Linked DNA regions of Homo sapiens: region 2 is linked to region 1. The links are chromatin loops, found by intact Hi-C in ENCODE. Cell type or tissue: GM12878. All regions are shown on one strand.

Region 1 (2,500 bases):
GGCCAGCTCAGCCCCAACAACTTCTGAGCCTCCATGGTCTGGCTGGCTGACTCTGGCCTGGACAGTCTCTACTCCTAAGGCATTTTTATGACTGCCTGAAACAAAACAGGCCATTTCCAAGACTGGCACTGGTTCAGAACAACCACAAGAGATAGGGATGGCTGGAGTTTCAGTGCTGCAGGGAGTTTCAAGTTCTGCAAGGGAATCTCCTGCCTAGCCCATGCAAGTGATTATACACAAGGCCAAGCACAGAATGGGTTCAGCTACCTTCTGAGCACACATGTAGCTGTGTGTGGGGCTGCAGGGCTGCAGGGCTGGGGAGCATCCAGGAGGCCCAACCTATTACGCAGGCCCTTCCTCTCAAGACAGGTGCCCAAGGCTCGAGAGGGCAAGTGATTTGTCTTCAAGTCAGGTAGAGGCACACTGTATGCAAGCTTAACTTCCACAAACTCAACTACACGGATGCAGGAAAGTGGAGAGGAGAGGGAGAGAAGCGTAAACAGCTTAAATACCACAGGCCTCTCGGGCTGCCAGACCCATGAGGGAACCTTAGGGGCAGATGGGAATCTGCCTCCCTCATGGGCTTGGCTCTTCCTGCCTATCCCTTGAGCGCCCCTCAAAGTGCCCAGCATGATTCTCCCTGGTAAAGAAACCAGGATTTCATCTGACATGGCCAACCTCTTCCTCTAAAACCTGCTCAACGACGGGGTCTACTGCAGCCCTGCAGTTCAGACTGGCTGTGCCGGACCCACTCCTCATTGAGAAATGTCATTCACCCATGAGGGATCTGTGAGGGTGACTGGGACGGCAGGTGGTTTCCACCTGAGAAACTGACTTTGGAACTTAGAGAGATGTGACTGCTGTACCATGCTACCAAAGCCAGCCTTCCTGATGGCCTCTGGCTGATTAGCAGGTGGGCAAGGAGAGTTCCTAGAGGGAACTAGAATTCATGGAAAGCAGCAAAGCAGACACTGAGTGCTGAGTTCCAGAACATTCCTCACTCTGTCTAATCCCATGGTTCTCAACACTGGCTATGCAATGGAATCCTTTAGGGAGCATTTGAAAATATAGATGTCAGGGCCCCACCCCGGAGCCAGTGACTCAGAACCTTCTGGAGTGAGGTCTGGGTACAGATTGTTTTCAAAGTCCTGCTGGGCCAGAAACCACAGGGCCTTCGCACCACCCACCCTCACGCTTGGTCACAGCTCTGTCCTGGCCTGGCCTAGGAGCAAATCAGATGCCCCTAGAGCGGTTCCCCTGTGGCAAACACATTTTCACTTCTATTTTCAGGCAGGTCAAAGTAAAAATGAAAATTTATGCTTTTACATGTCCCAAGCTCAGTATTCTGTACATTTCTCTAAACACACACACACACACACACACACACACACACACACACACACACACGTTTTTTTTTGTAGAGATGGAGTTTCACCATGTTGGCCAGGCTAGTCATAACTCCTAGCCTCAAGTGATCCGCCTGCCTCAGCCTCCCAAAGTGCTGGGATTACCGGCATGAGCCACCGCGCCTAGCCATATTCTGTACATTTCTTAAAAGTTTAGAAGTATGAACAACATTTGACATTCATTTGAAAAATCTGTCCAGGCCGCCTGCAGCACCACGCATTGTGCTGGTCACCAGCAATACAGAGACCCCTCACACCCTCCACCAGAGTTCTTAAGTCTTAAATCAGGATTTTGCTCTTTTTGTTTTTGACAGGGTCTCACGTTGTCCCCTAGGCTGAAGTGCAGTGGCTCGATCACAGCTCACTACAGCCTCAATCTCCCCAGGTTTCAAGTGATCCTCCCGCCTCAACCTCCCAAGTAGCTGAAACTACAGGCACACGCCACTACGCCTGGCTAATGTTTTTTCTTTTCTTTCTTTTTTTTTTTTTTTTTTGAGACAGAGTCTCACTCTGTCACCCAGGCTGGAGTGCAGTGGCACAATCTTGGCTCACTGTAACCTCCACCTCCCTGGTTCAAGCAATTCCCCTGCCTCAGTCTCCGGTGTAACTGGGATTACAGGCGCATGCCACCACATCCGGCTAATTTTTTTGTATTTTTAGGAGAGACAGGGTTTCACCATGTCAATCAGATTGGTCTCCAACTCCTGACTTCAGGCAATCCGCTCGCCTCAGCCTCCCAAAGTGCTGGGATTACAGGAATGAGCCACCACGCCCGACCTTTTTAGTAGAGAAAAGGTCTCTCCATGTTGCCTCGGCTGGTCTTGAACTCCTAGGCTCAAGTGATCCTCCCGCCTCAGCCTCCCAAAGTCCTGGGATTACAGGCCTAAGCCACTGTGCCCGGCCCTGCTCTTTGTTTTTAAATAGATTCTAATGATCAGTCCTTGTGATTTCAGGTGCTTCCTAAGCCTCAACTTTAACGGGGATTTAGGATTCAAGGTCACAATACTTTTCAGCGTTTCTGCCTAATCTGAATAGAACCCATCTCCCTCCTACAAGAGGGTGGGAGGAAGTGCTGCTCCATTCTTCGATTCCTG
Region 2 (2,500 bases), 96 kb after region 1:
CTACTGCCCTCACCTGGGGCCTGAGTCATTCATGGATGTTCATCGCCCAACTTCTGTAGACATTAGTTCCTCTGATAAGGCATTTTCTCACTGTGTCCCGATAACAGTGTCTCACAGATATGCAACCTAAGGCCCGGAGTGGTACAATTCCATGTTTAAGAACACACAATCAATCAAATCCAGGTGGTCCCTGATCCCAGCTTCTCTTGGGTATGCAATCAAGACTCTGATTAGGTTCACTGAATCCCGGACCAGCTTATGCATCATCACTGCTATATATTCAGAATGTTAGTTTCTGATTTTAGAGAAACACACAGATTAGCAAAATGAGCAATGGTTTCCTGTTAAGGTCAGTCCCGAAGCTAATGACTTACAGAACTTCTCTGAATATCCTGTTCAGTCTTAGCGTACATCTCAGACAGATCACCATTCAGAATGACTTCAGCTAACGAGTTCACCAGCGGTGCATGATGTATAATTAAGAAGACCTGGCGGAAAAAAAAGAAACGGGATTTGCATGAAAGTGTGCGGTATTTTCAACCTCTTGCTTCCTGGATCAGAAGCGACCAGGCTGGGCTACCTAAGTCCTGTATTAAGCAGCAATTCCTACGATGCAAAATTCAAAGAATGAGCCACAGGAAGCAGGACTCGGTTCCACTCTTGTAAGGTCAGTCTCTCCTTCAGACTGTTGCCTATTTGGCTGGCTGCTCTTCCTCGGAAGGAAGTGCATTAATGCGAGACTGTCCCTCATGGCTGGGTGAAGCCAAATCCGGCTGAAGTGGAGCAATGCGGGAAAGAACAGCCAAACCAGCACACTCCTTCCTTTCCATGGGCATTTTAGTGTCAAATTTGGTTATGAGAAGACTAGAAGGCACTGTCCCAATACTTTAGTGATACAAGAAGAAGGGGCCGGAGAGTTTTGTTCCAATCAAGGACTTGGCAGAGGGTTGGCTACACAGAGATTCCATCACGGGAGGGAGCTCTGACCCTGTGGTGGGTTTTAGCACACGGGGATTCCACAGCATCGTCAGGAGGTATGTGAACTACGGGGCTGAAAATCACACGAGACAGAGGCAAACCCAGGTGGGCCAGGATGCAAAATCAGAGGGCTGCCTCTGGGCTAAGCTGGCCCTGCTCCCACACCTGTTGCCCAATGTTCAGAGGACCAGCTTTAAGAATCAGGGTATTCAAAACTGTCTTGCAAAGCTGGCCTAGACATGCCTGCTATTTTGTTTTAAAATGTAAAGGCAAGAGGGTGTAGCACAGGGTGTGGCTTATCTACCATTTGCATAGAAAAGCGTGTGCATGTTTGTATTTGCTTATTTACATATGCATAGGCCAGGGTTTCTCAATCTTGGCACTGCTGACAATTTGGGCTATAACTGAGTATGGAGGGAGGCTGTCCCAGACACTGCAGGCTGGTGAGCAGCATCCCTGACCTCCACCCACTAGATGTCAGTAGCACCCCAGCCTCGGTCATGACAACTGAATGCATCTCCCCAGACACTGCCAGGTATCCCCTGAGGGGCAAAATTGCCCCTAGTTAAGAACCCCTGACAGATGTCTCTGTTAGGACATACGAGAACCCTGTAACCCTAATTGTCTCTGGGGATAGAAGTCAGGAGCCTGAACAAAACTAGAACAGAAACCCGGTTTTTACATGTTTGAACTTTTTAACTTTAAAAAACGTTGTTTAAAAAAAATTATTTTTTAAAAAGTGAAGGCAAAAATCAACACAGGCTGCCTCTGGGGAGTGCAGTTGGGTGCTCAGGGTATAGAGTGAGAGAGACTTTTCACATGCCATGTTTTGTACTGTTTGAACAAGGGGAATATATTATTCTAACAAATACATAGAATTCAAATTAGATAAAAGGTACAGGCAGAATGGCCATGTGGCACCTCCCTATAAAAAATTGCATCTTTTAAAAAAATACTGGGAACCTTTTCTATCACAGAGACCACATAGTATGATTCAATGAGTTAACCCACGTCCAAGGCTTGGCAGGCCCTTAAATGTTAGCAATGATGATTTTTCTCACCTTCCTTATGGCCGAATTACTGCCACACATCACTCTACCAACAACACAAAACACCAATCACTGTGGTCATTCATTCTCAAATATCCGTTACGTACCTTGAATGAATGCGGCCTTAACTGATCATTTATTCCTTCTTTTCAGTCCACAAGCATTCAGTGAGCACCTACAAAGGCCCCCCTGAACAAAGCAACCAATTCCTGCCTGTGGACACACACAGTGCTCATTTCCCTGGCTCTGAACCCAAAAAAGAGGGAGGGTGAGTAACTGTAAGGTACGTGGAAGCACGTGCAGGCCAGACTCAAAAAGCTGGGCCCAGCTGCCTACACCACACTCTGTTAGCAGTTTGGTTTTAGGAGGACAGCATCACCTGTCACACCAAATTAACGTCATCCATAAAAATTTTCATGGTTTTCTAGCTATGCTTGTAAAATAATTTGCAAGTATGCAATGATTTTATATTG

The links. A loop is a pair of places that touch in the nucleus more often than their neighbours do. Peaks named below come from ENCODE experiments on the same cell type or tissue, not always from the same donor. Only the 100,000 strongest peaks of a DNase experiment are listed, where the experiment ranks them.
Region 2: a loop joins it to region 1, with 2.1 times the contacts of the local background. A loop is called at or near these places in 6 of 110 quality-filtered maps.

The regions. Positions count from the first base shown.
Region 1 is chr16:11,076,872-11,079,371 of GRCh38, reverse strand. The region is part of intron 19 of CLEC16A (C-type lectin domain containing 16A); the gene reads right to left. Among named protein-coding and RNA genes, the nearest start is that of CLEC16A, 130 kb to the right of the region's middle. In GM12878, no CTCF peak of the experiment used is centred here; a DNase peak (open chromatin) is centred at 1,161; H3K27ac peaks cover 2,309 bases.
Region 2 is chr16:10,980,866-10,983,365 of GRCh38, reverse strand. It overlaps CLEC16A (C-type lectin domain containing 16A), which reads right to left. Exons shown (of 24, transcript NM_015226.3): 10 at 375-488. Among named protein-coding and RNA genes, the nearest start is that of CLEC16A, 38 kb to the right of the region's middle. RefSeq lists a silencer at 1,327-1,396 and an enhancer at 2,463-2,500. In GM12878, CTCF peaks have their summits at 8 and 1,441 (motif pointing right); no DNase peak of the experiment used is centred here; H3K4me3 peaks cover 435 bases; H3K27ac peaks cover 1,333 bases.